2 separate regions of the Homo sapiens genome follow, and region 1 is linked to region 2. A link is a contact called in ENCODE Hi-C or POLR2A ChIA-PET data. All regions are on one chromosome and are shown on one strand. Each heading gives the region's core, a stretch centred on a gene start or an enhancer-like site at or near the end of the contact. The rest is flanking DNA. Distances are from core to core; before and after follow the strand shown.

What was found. Hi-C counts contacts between places; a loop is a spot of excess contacts on that map. ChIA-PET counts read pairs that join two places held with the same protein, here RNA polymerase II (POLR2A). Pooled maps may share reads with other maps.
Region 1: a loop to region 2 is called in a pooled map, with 3 times the contacts of the local background. The contact joins two enhancer-like sites. A Hi-C loop is called at or near these places in 4 of 50 pooled maps. POLR2A ChIA-PET finds 5 or more read pairs at or near these places in 2 of 52 experiments (SK-N-SH and activated T-cell).

Annotation. Positions count from the first base shown.
Region 1 is chr5:55,436,327-55,440,885 of GRCh38, forward strand. All of the region lies in intron 4 of PLPP1 (phospholipid phosphatase 1), which reads right to left. Among named protein-coding and RNA genes, the nearest start is that of MIR5687, 70 kb to the right of the region's middle. RefSeq lists an enhancer at 1,811-2,638. Within about 2 kb of position 2,890, at least 29 of the 41 ENCODE cell types and tissues checked have a DNase peak (open chromatin) inside an H3K27ac peak, as active enhancers do.
Region 2 is chr5:55,336,721-55,341,404 of GRCh38, forward strand. MTREX (Mtr4 exosome RNA helicase) reads left to right here. Exons shown (of 27, transcript NM_015360.5): 6 at 3,290-3,464. The region is part of intron 1 of LOC124900979 (a long non-coding RNA gene); the gene reads right to left. Among named protein-coding and RNA genes, the nearest start is that of MTREX, 31 kb to the left of the region's middle. Within about 2 kb of position 2,256, at least 3 of the 41 ENCODE cell types and tissues checked have a DNase peak (open chromatin) inside an H3K27ac peak, as active enhancers do.

The DNA.
Region 1 (4,559 bases), core at 1,640-4,139, 100 kb after region 2:
GCAGGTCTTTCCCATGCTGTTCTTGTGATAGTAAGTCTCACGAGATCTGATGGCTTTATAAGGTGGAGTTTCCCTGCACAAGCTCTCTCTGCCTGCCGCCATCCACGTAAGATGTAACTTGCTCCTTCTTGCCTTCCGCCATGCTTGTAAGGCCTCCTAAGCCACGGGGAACTGGGAGTCCAATTAAACCTCTTTCTTGTGTAAACTGCCCAGCCTTGGGTATGTCTTTATCGGCAGCATGAAAACAGACTAATAAACCAACACTCCAAAACGTGTGGCTCCGCTTGTGAAGAGCCTCATGATAGTTTTATAAAGTGCACAAAGAAGACCTGGTCAAAACAAACGGAAGACTCTTCATTACACAGAGCCACATCAGGAACAAATTACAAGGTATGCCCATTTTTTCTTTTGTTTAAAAATTAATATTAAAAGAAACTAGAAAATTCAACATCTGTGATACTACTTAGGCATTCTTTCATTATCACTGAAGGGTGGTGCTATTGCCTGGATATTTGTGTTACCCCAAAATTTGTATACTGAATGCCTAACCCCCACAAGGCAATGGGATTAGGAAAATAGGACTTTTGTGGGTGATTAGGTCATAAGGGGTTAACCCTCATGAAAGGGATTAATGACCTAATAAGAGATCCAGGGGAGCTCCCTTGCCCCTTCCACTGTGTGAGGACATTCTACAACCTGGAAGAAGGCCCCACCATTACCCAACCATGCTGGCACCCTAATCTTAGACTTCCAGCTTCCAGACTGAGAAATTTGTTTTTTATAAACCACCCAGTCTGCTGCAATTGGTTATAGCAGCCCAAACTAAGACAGGAAGGATATATAACCATTTTTGGTTGAAATTTCTGAAACATTTAACTTCCATTAAAGGATCTAATTAGAATATCTCACCTTTAAAATAAATAATCGTTGAACGAGATATTTTTTGAAGCTGTTTTGATTTTGCCTTTCCTTGACTAATCTTGTTAACACTTCTTAACTGTAAAATGTTGTTATTGTCTCATAGCCTCTGAATATTCTATTGTTAATAAAGTAAGAACTTTTTTTTTTCCATTTTAAACTAGAGTCAAGGGGTTGGCTTGCAAGCTAAGAACATTTTTAAGGAGTTTTTTTTGTTTGTTTTTTCAAAAAAGAATATGTGACCTACAAAGCCTAAATATTTATTATCTGACCTTTCACTGAAAAAAAAAAAAATACCAACCCCAGAACTAGACTAACAACAGCAGGCTCAATGCAAAGAAATATACCTTGGTCTACTTATTTTGAAATAGTGCTTTTATGACTAGCCAGGCAAGCCAAATTGATTGCTCCACCTACATTTGATGACAGATCTGTCCAGAAGAACACTGGAAAGCAGGCCTCAGTTTAGTCTTCTTTGGGTTTTAATTTCACCATTTTTAGGATTCACTGAGGCACTAAATTTAGATCTTAAATCCCACCTCAAAATCAGACAAGGTTCGTAGGCTATGGGCCATGAGTTGTTCATCATTTGCCCAATGTTCAGCAATAATCAAGTTTGGAAAACATCACGAAGTATCAACAATGCTAGGAGGTATACAGTGAATGCTAAATGAGGGATTATATGAATCTTAAGGAAAGTGGATAGTATGAAAGAGTCTGAGTGGATTTAGATAGGTGGGCAGCACTGTCTAAACACAGGGCAGGGGCAAGGCCCAGATAAGAGGCATTTTGTGGCAGGAGGAGAGTCTGGCTGAAGCATAGATACAGGAATTTCATAACAGGCGGTGATATAAACAATCTGGGGTTACAGCCTCAATAGAAGGGTCTCAGGAAAAGTATTTTAACACTCCTCACTGTATTGAAAGAAAATACAGACTCATACCATGGCTGTTCTCCTGAATAATCAAATAAATTTGGAATCTCTGGCATTCAGCCAAGTTCACGGGGAGTCACTAAGCATATAAACTGGCTATGTGCAAAGCAGCCCTGCCCTGAGCTCCCGCAGGCCTGGGAGGTTTTCACTGATGCTGACACTCTCTTGGCACAGTTAAGTGTGCAGGGCTGCACTGGCTGCCAGAGAAGAACAATGGTCAGGGTGTTTTAAGAGCCATTTTTAACTAGAAGTTAATTTCTGGGTGTCAGGAATTGACAGAGAAGTTTTGGCTATCAAAGACTGTCCTAGGAGAGGATTTAAATGACTACGTCTCTACCCAAATCTGAGACTGACTCATGAAGCCAAGGTGCCCAGAGAAACAAGATGAGTCATTGCTCAAGGAATTCGGGGGTGGGGCTTAGAGGTTAAATGTTGTACATAGGCCAGGCGCGGTGGCTCACGCCTGTAATCCCAACACACTGGGAGCCCGAGGCAGGCGGATCACGAGGTCAGGAGATTGGGACCATCCTGGCTAACACGGTAAAACCCTGTCTCTACTAAAGATACAAAAAATTAGCCGGGCGTGGTGGCGGGCGCCTGTAGTCCCAGCTACTCTGGAGGCTGAGGCAGGAGAATGGCGTGAACCCGGGAGGTGGAGCTTGCAGTGAGCCGAGATCGCGCCACTGCACTCCAGCCTGGGTGAGAGAGCAAGACTCCGTCTAAAAAAAAAAAAAAAAGTTGTACATAAATGTAAAAAGCAAGGATCTGTGTATTCAGGGCTGAAATAAAAGCTGGGGCCTACATCCACATCAAGCAAATATTTCCACTACCTAGAGTCAGTAAAATGCAGTGCATGGTTGCTCTGGCCTGCTTTCTTCTCCAGAAAGGTCTTGGTCTACAACAAATCTATTTATCTAGGCTTCTTTTTTTGCCATTATAACTTTACATCTGTTAAATCAAACTAAAATCTGTCCTGAAAACCCCCTGCTCACATACTTGAGTTCTTCTGTACAAAGAACAACCTAATTTGGTAAGTAAGCAAACTGGGAGCCTGACTCAGGAATGTGCTTCTGTAACAGCAGCTGAGTCTCAGCCAGTCCCTGCAGCCATATTTCAACCACTCACAGCCATTCAAACCACGCTCAAATAAAGCTCCAAGGCCGAGCTGTAACCAATCCGGCAGTTTCTGCACCTCGCTTCCATTTTCTGTACTCACTTTCCTTTTTCTGTCCATAAATTCTCCCTGACCACTTAGAAGCAGTGGAGTCATTCTGAATCTGCAGTGACTCTGAGGGCTGCCCAATTTGAAAGTCGTTTCTTCCTTGCCCAGTGACACCCTTAAATTTATCTAAAGTTGTTCTTTTAACACAGTTGGTTCAAACTGACCCAATTACCACACTATGGTTGACATCATTTTCCCGAGTTGATATCCTTCATATGTGGCTGCATGTCCACTGAGCAGGCCTGCCACTGAGGCCCTCTATTATATCAATGTCATCCTCTCTATAGTAATTTTAATCTTTCACAAAACAGCCCTCAGTACAAGTTACTATTTGACCAATTACACAGACGTTAATGGGTGTTTTGAGAAGGGTCAAGGAAGAAGAGCAGAAAATGATGAAGTATGGAATATGTTATAGCTGAGAATTTTCTTTAAAATTACAAACAGTGGGTCAAAGTTATGTGTCAGTCACTTCCAGAATGCCATTTTACTTCCAGAGATCTGCATGAGCTGACCTTCAAAATAAATGGACTAGGGTTCAGACCAAGTAATCAATCAATCAATACAGCATGGGATCCTGATTATCAAGAAACCCCACAGAGCTCACAGAACTCAGCAGCCCCCTCCCAAGGTGCCTATTCCCTCACTTGTAAAACAGTGGCAGTCATCCCTCATCTTTTCATGGAAATTTAGTCAAAAATAAAAGTAGTGTAAAATGCAAATCATCATCAAGATCAATCAAAACTCAGATTTCTAGATTTCTCATAAAGAGGGACTTGGACACTAACACAGACAGGTGAGCGAAAAACAAACCACAATAGCTAGTGAGACAAAAGCTAGACCTAGTGAGGTCTAGCCCAGGGCATACAAAGCACGCCCACACATTCAAACGCCCTTCAGTCCAGTCACAGGCCCATGCTCTGGGAAGAGCTCTCAGGATAGTAACGGCTCTAGCTATTGCTCAGCCTTCCGGGTCTGCCCTGGTCCTCGTGCTCTAATTAAAAAGAAAAAAATATGTTGTCTCACTTAAGAAAGAATGCTGATTTTTTTCTAATATGATAAATGAACAGAAGATGTCAGAATAGTATTTTCTGCTAACTACCTTCAGATAAGTCACATTTTCCATGCTGCATCTGCAGAAACATTTGAGTGTGTGTCTTAAAAAGGAAGCCCTAAATTCTGCTGAATCATACTCTGTGCTTCTTCACAAAATTTAATTAATGTAAGATGAAAGCTTTGAAAATTAGCTGTTGTAATGGCTTGAGGTTCTGACTTTGAATTTTATATAACACATCTACAATTTACATATTCTTTTAATGTTTGGAATTTGTTTTTTCAAATAAAAGCAAGATTCTAGTAAAACATTTTAAATTATCTCTGAGACTAATTCCCATTAGTTTACCCTTAATGTTACATATTGTGCATTTTAAGTCTAAGCATTAAATTATCATACGGCACTTAATGTGATCAAAGGGAAAAACACAG
Region 2 (4,684 bases), core at 1,006-3,505:
GAACCTTCAGATGTGAACAGTTGTCTCTCCGTATCCATGGGTTCCTCATCTTGCAAATACGATAGTGTATTTTCAATCCTCAGAACCTGCGTGTGTAGAGAGCTGACTCTGGTTTATTCTAGACTTTTGTGTCATCATGAGGAATAATGGTATGTGATTTTCTTATAAAGTCTTTGGCATTGGTGTCGGAGTAATACTGGAGACTTAAAGTAAGCTGGTAGTGTTGCCTCCTGGTCTGTTTTCCATAAGACTTTGTGTATTTGGCATACTTCTTAAATGTTTGATAGAATTTACTAGTGAAGCCATTTAAGCCTAGGCATTTCTTTGTGGGAAGATTTTTAATTCCTAATTTAATTTCCTGTTTTTTAAAGCCAATTTTGGTAAACCGTGTCTATCTAGAAATTTCTTTTTTTCTTTTATGAGACAGGGTCTTGCTGTCAACCGGGTTGGAATGCAATGGCATAATCATGGCTCACTGCAGCCTTGACTTCCCAGGCTCAACTGATGCTCCCACCTCAGCCACCTTAGTAACTGGGAGTACAGACGTGCGCTACCACACCCAGCTAATTTTTATATTTTATTTATTTATTTATTTTTAATTTATTTTTTGTAGCGACAGGGTCTGTGTTGCCCAGACTGGTCTTGAACTTCTGGGCTCAAGCAGTCCTCCTGCCTCAGCCTCCCAAAGTGCTGGGATTACAGGTGTGAGCCACTGTGCCTGGCGTAGAAATTTCCTGAGGTTTTAGATAATTCTTTATGTTTAATGTAAGTGTTTATATAAAACTATAAAATTTCACTCAGTACTGCTTAAAATGCATCCTGTAAACTGATATTACTGTGTTTCATTTTCATTTAATCCACTTTTTCATTTCTCTTTTGGTTCCCTTGTATGTTGTTTACTTTTCAAACGTGATTTTCCATATACTTAGCCATTTGTTATTTCTAACTTAATTTGTGATTAGAGAAGATACTTCGTGAAATTTCAGTAGTTTAATTTAATGATTGATATGGTTGGATTTATATTTGCCTTTTGTTGTTCGTTTTGGGGGTCTTTTGGTATATTTCTCATGTTTTTTTTTTGATCCTTATTTTTCCTCCATTGCCTTCTATTTTGTTTAACAAATATCTTTTAGTGTACCATTTTAATTTCTCTTGACTTTTTAGCTTTCTTTGAGTTAGTTTTTAGTGGTTATTTTGGGGCTTACAGTATGCATGTTTAACTAAATCACAGTCACAATTTATGGAAAATATTGAAAACTTGCCCTAGTATTTTCTTCTCATTTTTGTACTATTTAATACTGTCATATATTTCAACTACATATGCTATAAATCTAATAATACAGTATCTGTAATACAGTATAATCATTGCTTTAAATTGTGTTTTCTAAAAATATTAAGTGATAAAAATTTTATATATACCTTTACATACATAGTCTTAATTGTTCTGTTTTATGGTATTGCTTCCTTTTAGTTTGAAAGGTTTTTAATAAATATTTCTTACAGAGTAGTTTTATTTTGCTTTCATTTTTGAAGGACGGTGTCACTGGATATAGAGTTCCTGGTTGACCGATTTTTTTTCCCCTTCAACTCCAGATACATCATTCTACTGATATCATTTCATTCTACTCCATTGTTTCTGATGAGAAGTCAGCCTTAATTATGTTGTTCTCTTATGTATTGAGTTTTTCTGTTGTGGTTTTTCAAAGACTCTCTTTGCCTTTGTCATTTAGCAGTTTAACTATGATGTTTCTAGGTATGGTTCTTTTTTGCTTTTTCATGCTGTGTTAATTGAGCTTCTTGGATCTCTAATGTCTTTTAAACAAATGAAGTTTTTTATTGTTTTTTTTTTCCTACCTCTTTCTTATTTTGGAATTTCCTTTGAGATACTTGAGGATGTCTTGCAGATACCTGAGTGTCTCTTATTTTTCTATTTATTTTTCTCTTTAGATTTGATAATTTCTCTCAATTTATCTTCATGTTCATTGATAACAGTCATCACAAATCTGCTTATGGGCCCATCTAGAGAATTTTTTCTTTTGATTGTTAATCTGTAGACTTTCTTTTTCTTTTTTTTTTTTTTTTTTTTTTGAGACACAGTCTCACTCTGTCACCCAGGCTGGAGTACAATGACGTGATGTTGGCTCACTGCAGCCTCCACCTCCTGGATTCAAGCAGTTCTCCTTCTTCAGCCTGCCAAGTAGCTGGGATTACAAATGTACACCACCATACCTGACTAATTTTTGTATTTTTAGTAGAGACAGGGTTTCCCCATTTTGGCCAAGGCTGGTCTCGAACTCTTGGCGTCATGTGATCCACCCACCTCAGCCTCCCTAAATGCTAGGATTATAGGTGTGAGCCACTGCGCCCGGCCTAATCTGTAGACTTTCCATTTGATTATGTTGTTAATAGTTTTGGTTCCTTTTTGAGACAGTCAGTTTCTTGTGACTGCTTCTTTTTTCCTACATATGGTCATACTTTCCTGTTTGTTTTTATATCTTGCAATTTTTTTCTTGAAAAGTTTAGATAATGTATGTAGCATTTCTGTATTTTCTTTTTGTGTATGTTTCTTGTAATTCATATTTGATGTTTGGACAACTTCTGATTTTTTAAAAATTGCTTATTTCACTGGCTGGGATGAATGTTATTTTTATTTCCCCAAATACATTATAATAAGCCTATTCTGGGCAGGAGCTGAATCTTAAATAAGGAGGATCTACTACAATGTTAAGTTTAATGCTATCTGTCTATATTTAAAGAAAAACAAAACTGCTCTATTGTGTTCTGTTAATAGCTATGAAAGAAATTTTCCATAATCAGAACCTACCATAATTTTCAGAGGACTGACTTGTTAACTGTTACATGTGGGAAAAGAATACATATAGATTAACTTATTTGTGAAACTTGAGGAGGAAACACTTCATTTTCCAGGGGCTATAAGCACTTGATCATCTGTATATGTGTGAACTCACAGACAGAGGCTCTGAATTTTGGAAGCCCGTCTTAGAACCAAAGGTGTTTTCCTTGCAAGAAATAGGTAACTGTTAGTAATCTATTGCTATTAGTGACTAAGTTGCATTAACTCTGAGTGACCGGAGTTAAAATGATTTTAGATCACTCTATTTCATATTTATTATAATTATTAGTATAATAGATATGGTGTTACTGTTCTTCAGAGTCCATTCAAGATAAATAATTAGGGAAAATTTGGACACAATTTAAATATTAACAGAATTTTTAAAGTCATAATTTAAAGGAAAAGTTGTATGATTATTTGTTTTCACATTTGTAGGTATGCCATTGCATTGGCCTTAAGGGAAAAGCAGCGTGTAATATTTACCAGCCCAATTAAGGCTCTGAGTAACCAAAAATACCGTGAAATGTATGAAGAATTTCAAGATGTTGGTTTGATGACTGGTGATGTTACTATTAATCCTACGGCATCTTGTCTTGTTATGACCACAGAGGTAATTCATGTAGTGCCTCATCTGACTTTTCGTTTTTAATTAAATTAATGTGACTATTCAGTTAGAACCTGGGAAGTTTTATTGGTTGCTCTACTTAGGTAAAGTATAGTACTTTATTTTCTGATTAGACTTAGGCAAAATGGATAACATTTATCTTAAAGTGTTCTGATAATATTACATTTCTAAATTACCATACTTTATTATTTGTCTCAGATACATTTTTTTCTTCAGGTATTTTTAAAGTTTATTTCTGTCAGTGACATGAAAATATTTTACTGGTTTTATGTACATAGTTTTAAGCATTTGAATATATAGTAATAGTGACTCTTCATTTCATGTGACTTTGCCGTCTTCTATATCTGAGTGTTGATACAAGTAGATGAGTAACTGATTTTTATTTATTTATTTATTTTTTGAGATGGAGTCTCGTTCTGTCTCGCAGGCTGGAGTGCAGTGGTGCAACCTCTGCTCACTGCAAGCTCCGCCTCCTGGGTTCACGCCATTCTCCTGCCTCAGCCTCCTGAATAGCTGGGACTACAGGCGCCCGCCACCATGCCCAGCTAATTTTTTGTATTTTTAGTAGAGACGGGGTTTCACCGTGTTAGCCAGTATGGTCTCTATCTCCTGACCTCATGATCTGCCTGCCTCAGCCTCCCAAAGTGCTGGGATTACACATGTGAGCCAACCGCACCCAGCCAAGTAACTGATTTTTTAGAGTGCAGTATTATGTTTACCTTCTTCCCATAATTGCAGTTAAGTTTTGCATATACTTAGAATATCTTAAGTTTTGGACATGATTAGTTACCTTTACTAAGTATTTTTGTACATACTTTAATTATATCTTTGCATTTAACCCCAAGGATATGGTATAATGGTGAGCATAAATTAGCTTCTGATTTGGAGAACCAGCCAAAAGCATTGCTCACTTTTCATTTTGTCGCCTCATGGAAGTTTATTTTCCATTTTCAAAACTTTCTTTCATCTGTGGAAGGTTTTCATTAACTCCAAAAATTAGGGTAACAGTTGCCAGGAAGTATCCATGTTGCAAGAAAACGAGGCAGAAAAAATGGGCAAACAGTCAGGGATGATCCAGTGTTTTGAATAGAGGATAATTTAAGTTGTACTTATATTTTAGAAAGTATGAATCTTGGGACGGTGCTGTGTATAGAAGGAAGTTGCATCATGTTCTAGACATATGGAGAGTAGGGGTGATAATTCTC